Regions from separate parts of the Homo sapiens genome. Here region 1 is linked to region 2. The links are chromatin contacts, found by Hi-C or POLR2A ChIA-PET in ENCODE. All regions are on one chromosome and are shown on one strand. The core of a region is the stretch at or near the end of the contact, and the rest is flanking DNA. Distances in the headings are between cores, read along the strand shown. Region 1 holds the start of TMEM260 (transmembrane protein 260). Region 2 has its middle 11 kb from the start of LINC00520.

Region 1 (4,227 bases), core at 113-2,612, 770 kb after region 2:
AGTTTCTTCCCATGTGGACCTTTCCACAGGGCAGCCTACACCATGGTAGGTGGCTTCATCAGAGAGAACAAGTGAGAGGACAAGAGGGAGTGCCAGCAAGATGAAAGTTAGTCTTTCATAACCTAATCTTGAAAGTGACATCCATCACTTTTGCCTTATTGTATTGATAGAAGCCAATCCTTAGGTTAAGCTCACACATAAGGCGAGCAGCTTATACAGGAAGTGAGTGAGGAGGCAGGGTTATCTGGGAATCCATTTTAGAAGCACTCTACCACACAGCCCCTCTCCTCCAGGAACTCACAGTACAGCTGAGAAATTACCTGGAAAAGGCTGGAAATTGTATAAGTACCTGGAAAAGACTAAGGTGTGCTGGCCCCATGACCGTCAAGGTAGGTATATGTTACTCTATAGTTTAGTCACTGTGTCTCTATCAAATTGCGCGTAACACGTTTGAGATTGTCACTGGTTTTCAGTGTGTCTTTGAGATACATTTTATGCGGGTTGCTCTCCTCCCCGCCCACTCCAGGATAATTGCTTTAATAATAAAACATAAGCTTAAAAAGCTTAACTGCGCTGTTATGTAGTTGTCCTTATTAACGGCTCCGATTCTTTTTTTTTGCGTTACAGCTCATTGTAAAATATGGTGATTCAATTTCATTTTCCACTTTGCTGTGTTGAAAGCTCCAGCAAAACACTCCTCTTCATTAAACTAGGAGACACCTTTATCATGGTTTGAGTTATCTGCATGAATACAGGAACTCAAATTTCCCGACTCATCTACAGAGTTTTCATTATGCTATGGAATGAAAAAAAAAAAAAAAGACGCACTAGCATATTCTAATCTCTCTAAAAATTACTCAGTGATTTAATAAGTAGCACACAGACTTATTGTAATTAGTCATAGTAACGTAGTAAATCGTAATAAATACATAATTGTGATTAATGTATTTATTGGCTTACTTTGCACATACGGTAAATACACCACCCTTTTTTTTTTTTTAGCACAGGTAGGGGCTCCTGGCTGATCGTGGCCCTTTTGTGCAGTTCCACCCCGCACCGTAGGGGGCAGGAGCAGCCCTTCCTCGCTCGCGGTTTTCGACGCTGCTTTGGTCTCTGTCAGACCCAACCAAGTCAGTATAAAAGGGGGGAATAGCCATGGAGAAGGTAGGCCTGTGGCCGGGCTTGCTTTTTAAAGGGAATGCTCTCCTGGTGATTAGGAACCTTAAATCACATTATAAGTAGGTGAACGCCAATGCGTGGTGCACTGCGGGAAAACTCGCAGGGCCTGGCTCAAGGGAGGCCTGGCATTTTCTCCTCCCCGCGCTCAGGCGGAGAAAGGTGCGGTCCAACCCGCGGAGGCTCGACCCGGAAGCCGCCGTGGCCGCCGCACAAGCTGCGCTCGTCTCTCGGCTGGGGAGCTCCGTGTCGCACCGGGTTCTTGGGCTGGCCGTGTCCTTCTCCCTCGGTCGCCACTGGCCCATGAGTCCCCATGGCGACGGCAGGGGCCAGGCCCAGGGGCGGGCAGTCCGAGTGGGGCTGCGGCGCTCCGGGGGCATCCGCGGCGGCGTGGCGGTGTTCGCCGCCGTGGCCGCAGTGTTCACCTTCACCCTGCCCCCTTCGGTACCGGGGGGAGACTCCGGTAAAGTACTCGCAGGGTTGCCCCTTCTGTCCCTCTCCCCTGGTCCCAGAACGGGCAGGGTCTGCGTCTGGCCCCTGCTCTTGGCATTCGGTCTGGTCAGCTCTGGGCCTCCATCCACCCCCCTGTGCACAGCGCACTATTGTGTGTTCCAGAGCCCACTTCTGTTTCCATTCCTGTCGTTGTGGTTTCTTTAGTTCTCAGGTTTTCGAGATGGGGCGTATTGTTGGTTTCGCCTGGTGGGGCTTATCGACCTCTCCACTTCCCCAGATCTTTTATCCTGGTCCTGAGTATTTACTTTCAGTCTTTTTTAGTCCACAGATATTATTCACGGTGTCCTTATTATGTTTCAAACAAAAGAACAGTAGTGGCGAACAGATAATTGCTAGTGTTCCAGTGCGGTTAGACAATACACAAGTTAATGAATAAACAGCATATTCACTGGTGATAAGTTATGGAGACAGTAGGAGGGAAATATGATTGAGAGTGGGGGTAAGTAGTGGGTCCTTCCGAATGACTATTCAGGAAAGACCTCTGAAGAGGTGGTGTTTTAGTTGAAACCTGAATATTGAGAAGGAACTAGCCATGCAGAATATTTGCAGGAGAACTCTTAAAAAGGTGGAAGCCAGGTGCGGCTGTTTCTATGAAAAAGAAAAGCATGACTCATTGGCCCTTAAATCACACTAATTGTTTTGTATTTGATGCAAGAAACAAGATCCATGTTTTGTTTTTGGATTCAATAATGCCATATCATGGCCAGTAATTTTGTCAGAATAGTGCTGTAATTTCAGGTGGTGAACCTATGGACTGAAGAAGCAGTTTTTGCTGCATGACTAGTGATCCCCAAATTGAGCAGCTTAAACAGCAAACGTTTATCGTCTCCCGTTTTTGTAAATCAGGAGTCTGGGTGCCGTTTAAGCTAGATGCTCGTACTCAGAAAAAGGTTGCTGTCATGGTGTGCGATGGGGCTGCGGTCTTCTCAAGGCTCAATTTGGGGAGAAACGCAATCTAGTTCTTTGCTATGTGGGTCTCCATAAGTTAACTGACTTCTGTCAAGAAAAAGATGAAGGACACCTCTCTGTCTGACAGCTCTGTCATTTTGTAACCTAATACTGTAAGTGATATACCACTTCTGCATTTTATTCCTGGAACTTCGTCAGTAAACCCAACCCATATTCAAGGGGGAAGGATTACACAGGTGAGAATATCAGGACTTGGGGATTAGTGGGGATCATATTTAGGGCTGCCTACCACGTTGAAGATCTTTGATGTTACATCTTCAAATTGTTACCTTTCTTCTTTCAGGTCCTGTTGCACAAGTAGGGATAGTGTTTCATTCGTGTAGTAGGGAGTTTCTGTACAGTGTTACCAAGATTGGTATTTCATAATGGAAGTAACTTTATAGTTGTGAGTTTTGGTGCTGGAGAGCATTATTCAGAGGTTAGGTAGTTCTGTTACTTGTAAAAAAATAAAAAGATTGACAGCTACTTATGGTTGGTTGAGTGTGAAGGATGGGAGTGAGATTTATAATAACTGACGTTTGTTGGGCACTTACTATGTGCCAGGCACTGTTCCAAGTGCTTTATATGGGTTGTTGTTTTAACCCTCCCAGCTACCCTTAAAAGTAGGTGCAATTATTATTTTCCTTTTATAAATGGGAAAACTAAGGCTAAGCTATGCCCAAAGTCACACAAAGTAGAGAAATCAGGAAAAGAAAAGTATATTGACTTCAGAATATGCCCCCTTAACCTCTACTTTTCGTCAAAACATTTCATGAAATTCTTTTCTAAATCCACCATCACATATGTAGTGATGTTTAAAATTTATTTAAAATCATGATTATTGCCTTGCCTTTATTAATACTGTATTTTATTTTTTCCTAAAAGAATAAAGTTGTGTATTCACCTTGAGTTACCAAACTTTAGGTGCTTTAATTTTGTTTGGTTTGATGTTAAATAGTGGTTGCTTCTAATATTTTTATGTTCATTTTTGGGAATGATAAACTGTTTTCCAAGTATATGCCAATATGGAAAATTTGCTTTATCGTATATTTGATAATTGTGTTTACATGTTGAATGCACTATTCTTGAATGTTTATGAATTATATTTTCATCAATAAACAGAACACATCTCAAAACCAGTATAAAGCATGTATTCTTCTTCCTGATAAGTCTTACATTTTACTCCATAGATTCATCACATTGTGTCGTCTTGCCAAAATTATTTTTTGTACCACTTGACACACACAGTTCATTTATGGGCAGGGTGCTTGTGGTGCTTTTCGGGGAGGGGGTAGGAATCTGGCCTTCACTAAATTAGTTTGTACGTGAGTTTATTTCAAAGATACTGTCTTTAACAGATGTGATGTGTGACAGTCTAGTCTAATTAATATTGAGAAGTATGATATAAAGGGAGCTGGTTTTTGTAAAGGTTAAGCATCTGCTGACAACTCTGGGCTTGCCATTAGTTTGTATTGCAGACAACAAAGCCGTGGTTCTCAGACAGGAACGTACTTCAGAATTACCTGGGAAACTTGAGCCCCCAGTGCAAGTGGGTCTTAGTAGATTATGGAATTTGGAGGTGTGGGCAAG
Region 2 (4,737 bases), core at 735-3,234:
TCCTCAGGCAAAATGGCCTTGTGTGCCTGGTGCAGGACATATTAACCATGTCATGGGTTTGAATCCATATTGGACCATGGTTACAACCAAAGCCAACTGACCTTCCTCCTCTTCCTGTCATAGCTGAGGTTGAATCATGTGACTTATCGGACATCTTTGTCTGCCCTACTTTTAGGTGACACAGCTAGGAAGAACAGTCACTCGTCCCCAGCCCAGCTGGAGGGCTGAGCCACGTGTCTATAGAGTATCAGTGACCTTCAGCCCCTGCTGCTTGTAACAAGTGTAGGGCCAGGTTCAGTTGTGTGGTATTGGCAGGGAAGGGGGAGAAGGAAAAGGGGGAAAGAAATAACCCTTTTGAAAGGAGTAGTCCTTATTTGAGAAATAGGAGGCATTCATTTTTGGTGCATTTCTTTCTTCCACACTTCCCTGTGGTGCCTTCAAAGGCCTGGCCTTGCCCGTGCTCTGGGCTCCTCTCCACTCCTTCAGGACCAGCTAAGCTGGAAACTAGTGAGCACTGGGAGGTGACCAAGTGCAAATGGGTTAACATGTTGCTAATGATAATAGCTAATACTTGTTGAGCGCTCACTTTGTATAGGCACTCTGCTAAGGACGGCACAAGAATTACTTTGTCTAATTATCTCAACAATCCCAGGAATTAGGCACTATAATTAGTTCTATTTTTAAGATAAGAAGCTGAGACACAAATGTTAACTTTCCCAAGATCACACTAGTAAGGAGTCGGGCCAGTATGTTTTTAACAAATGTTAATTCGGTACCTTCTATGTGGTATGAACCCCAAATATCAGAGAGAGGTCTCAGTTAATTTAGGAAGTTTATTTTGCCAAAGGACGCATGCCCATGACACAGCCTCAGGAGGTCCTAATGACATGTGCTCAAGGTGGTTGGGGCACAGCTTGGTTTTATACATTTTAGGGAGATGTAAGACATCAATCGATATATGTAAGAAGTACATTGGTTCTGTCCAGAAAGGTGAGACAACTCAAAGCGGGGAGGGGGCTTCCAGGACATAGGTAGGTAAGAGACAAATGGTTGCATTCTTTTGAGGTTCTGATTAGCCTCTTGAAAGGAGGCAGTCAGATTTGCATTTATCTTGGTGAGAAGAGGAATGACTTTGAGTTCTGTCTGTCCTTTGTACACAAGGAAATTCCTTGTGAGGAAGGTATGTAGGTTTTTTTAAAAAATTATTTTATTTTGTTTTATTTTATTATTATTTTTTAATTTAGTAGCTTTTTCAGGAACAGAATGTGAGGTAGGTTTGCCCTAAGCAGTTCCCAGCTTGACTTTTCCCTTTGGCTTAGTGGTTTTGGAATCCCAAGATTTATTGTCCTTTCACAGTGCAAGGCATTTATTCTAGGTGAACAAGACAGGCTCCCCCTCTAGCAGGTAAGGTCAGGTAAAAATCCAAGAGGCAAACCTAGGAGCAAACTCTAAGATTGTGATTAGTACCATGCAGATAATTAAAGGACTGAAGTGCTGGAGCTGCTCAGTGGCCCTTTTCACCTAGGGGATCAGAGAAGGAAGGCTTTTTAGGAAAGGTGACATTGACACTGCAGTCTTAGGTCAAGAAGCCAGCCTCTGAAGATGCTGGGGAAGAGAATTTCTGCAAACAGTTGCTGCAGACAACATAGCTGAGGCAAGGACAGAAAGGAGAGGGAGAGACTCCATGAGAAGAGGGAAGGGAGACGGGGCCCTTCCAGTGACTCCCATGTCACATTTTTCATGTGCCTTTCAAAACTGAAAGGGGCCCTGAGGCTCTCCTGTAGAAATTAGGACAGGCGGGTAGGTCTTGTGGTTAACAATGTGACGAGGACCAGGGCTCCCAGGGTGGGACCTGGTTCACACCCAGCCTGCTCCTGGGCTTGGCACTCTGAGCTCATCTGGGAGGCCAGGCTGTGCTTCAGCGTAGGAGTTACCCAGAGGTGTGGTCAGAGGGCTTTGTATCAGGCCCACGTTATCTCCACTCTTGGCAGGACAAGGTCTGCACAGCCGTCTCTGGGCTTGGTGCCAGCATCTCTCATTGAAAAACAGTGGCACTGATTGTAATGATGTTTTGCAAAGGAAACAAGAGAGAGAACGTGACGTGGGCTGAGATGATAGCTCACCACATTTCAGGCCCGGGCGAGTTCCGGTAGCAAAGGTTCGAACTCCTCCCTGAGAGTGTTTCCAGGAAACCCCAGGGTGTGAAACTATAGTGCCAGATGTTCTAGTAAAACGAAAACTTCCCAGAACAAATAATAACAATAACAGAAGGGTAAATTAGTCTCGTAGATATGAGAGAGAGTGAGCGAGCTCCAACACTGTAACTAGCAGGCACCTGAGTGGTTCTGGACAAATTCCATATGCCACATGTCTTGTTTCCTTCTATCCTCTAACCCTTCTCCTCTCTGTGATTTATGGGACCAGCCCGTCTGAACTGCTGAGAAAGCGATCTCAAAGAGGCAAGCAGCTGGCAAAAGGGGATGTGCAGCCTCCCACAAACAACACATTTCACACATTAAAAAAGACACTCCTGATGGCATGTGTAGACCACATGGTCAAGGCAAAGCTCGCCATCTAGGTCCTGAGCTATAGCTCTGTGCTATGGAAGGTGGCGTATGTGGCACACTATGCCAGCAATATCCCAAGGTGCTTGAATGGAACAGCTCTCCCAAACAGACAGAGTTGTGTGAGTTGCTTTGCAGAACAAATGCCTGAGAAAAGGGGGATACATGTGAGGGCTGAGGACTGTGAAGAGCTGTTAAGCAAACATCATCTACGTTAGGTGCTTTAAAAGTAGGTCAGGAAATTTTCATGTTCATGCCAATTCCACTGTAAACCTGGATTTCCTTAATGCCTAAGTCTTAAGATGTTCTGATAAAATCATTGCAATCTGGGCAAAGGTGAGGGTTTCACTGGGATGGACTCTCCTAGTTTCCTTGTGTTTGGTGATGGGAAGAACAATGAATGTGTCACAGATGTGCATGGGATCAAGTAGGGACTCTGTGCACAATGGTGTGTGTTGTTCCCTGCACAAAGATGTTTGGCCAAGGGGATGAAAGTGGGACTGAAACCCCTAGCCAGCATCCTTGGCAAAGTTATTTTCTCTGGTATGGGTCTGTCAGTCCAAGGAAGGGACACATTTTAAAAATTGGTTCTTCTAGCAGGATACTGTTTCTAATTCCCACAAAGATGATATTTTATGAATTCTTTTCATGAAGAAAAATACTTTCCATACCACTTTTCTATGATATGAATCTCTTCCTTCACTCCCCACCAGTTTTTTTTTTTAATTATTATACTTTAAGTTCTAGGGTACATGTGCACAATGTAAAGGTTTGTTACATATGTATGCATGTGCCATGTTGGTGTGTTGCACCCATTAACTTGTCATTTACATTAGGAATGTCTCCTAATGCTATCCCTCCCCCCTCCCCCCACTCCACAACAGGCCCCAGTGTGTGATGTTCCCCACCCTGTGTCCAAGTGTTTTCATTGTTCAATTCCCACCTGTGACTGAGAACATGTGGTGTTTGGTTTTCTATCCTTGTGATAGTTTGCTCAGAATGATGGTTTCCAGCTTCACCTATGTCCCTACAAAGGACATGAACTCATCCTTTTTTATGGCTGCATAGTATTCCATGGTGTATATGTGCCACATTTTCTTAATCCAGCCTATCATTGTTGGACATTTGGGTTGGTTCCAAGTCTTTGCTATTGTGAATAGTGCTGCAATAAACATACGTGTTCATGTGTCTTTATAGCAGCATGATTTATAATTCTTTGGGTATACACCCAGTAATGGGATGACTGGGTCAAATGGTATTTCTAGTTCTAGATCCTTGAGGAATTGCCACACTGTCTTCCACAATGGTTGAATTAGTTTACAGTCCCACCAACAGTGTAAAAGTGTTCCTATTTCTCCACATCCTCTCCAGCACCTGTTGTTTCCTGACTTTTTAATGATTGCCATTCTAACTGGTGTGAGATAGTATCTCATTGTGGTTTTGATTTGCATTTCTCTGATGACCAGTGATGATAAGCATTTTTTCATGTGTCTGTTGGCTGCATAAATGTCTTCTTTTGAGAAGTATCTGTCCATATCCTTCGCCCACTTTTTGATGGGGTTGTTTGATTTTTTCTTGTAAATTTGTTTAAGTTCTTTGTAGATTCTGGATATTAGCCCTTTGTCAGATGGATAGATTGTAAAAATTTTCTCCCATTCTGTAGGTTGCCTGTTCACTCTGATGGTAGTTTCTTTTGCTGTGCAGAAGCTCTTTAGTTTAATTAGGTCCCATTTGTTAATTTTGGCTTTTGTTGACATTGCCTTTGGTGTTTTAGTCATGAAGTCTTTGCCCATGCCTATGTCCTGAATGGTATTGCCTAGGTTTTCTTCTAGGGTTTTTATGGTTTTAGGTCTAACATTTAAGTCTTTAATCCATCTTGAATTAATTTTTGTATAAGGTGTAAGGAAGGGATCCAGTTTCAGCTTTCTACATACGGCTAGACAGTTTTCCCAGCACCGTTTATTAAATAGGGAATCCTTTCCCCATTGCTTGTTTTTGTTAGGTTCATCAAAGATCAGATGGTTGTAGACGTGTGGTGTTATTTCTGAGGGCTCTGTTCTGTTCCATTGGTCTATATCTCTGTTTTGGTACAAGTACCATGCTGTTTTGGTTACTGTAGCCTTGTAGTATAGCTTGAATTCAGGTAGCGTGATGCCTCCAGCTTTGTTCTTTT

The links. A loop is a pair of places that touch in the nucleus more often than their neighbours do. ChIA-PET counts read pairs that join two places held with the same protein, here RNA polymerase II (POLR2A). Pooled maps may share reads with other maps.
Region 1: a pooled map shows a loop between it and region 2 (7-fold over the local background). The contact joins the promoter of TMEM260 here to the enhancer-like site in region 2. A Hi-C loop is called at or near these places in 7 of 50 pooled maps. POLR2A ChIA-PET finds 5 or more read pairs at or near these places in 2 of 52 experiments (CD4-positive, alpha-beta memory T cell and HEK293).

The regions. Positions count from the first base shown.
Region 1 is chr14:56,578,436-56,582,662 of GRCh38, forward strand. TMEM260 (transmembrane protein 260) reads left to right here and starts at 1,363. Exons shown (of 16, transcript NM_017799.4): 1 at 1,363-1,639. The coding sequence starts at 1,480. RefSeq lists a silencer at 1,431-1,650.
Region 2 is chr14:55,805,272-55,810,008 of GRCh38, forward strand. No RefSeq gene overlaps it. Among named protein-coding and RNA genes, the nearest start is that of LINC00520, 11 kb to the left of the region's middle. Within about 2 kb of position 1,985, at least 17 of the 41 ENCODE cell types and tissues checked have a DNase peak (open chromatin) inside an H3K27ac peak, as active enhancers do.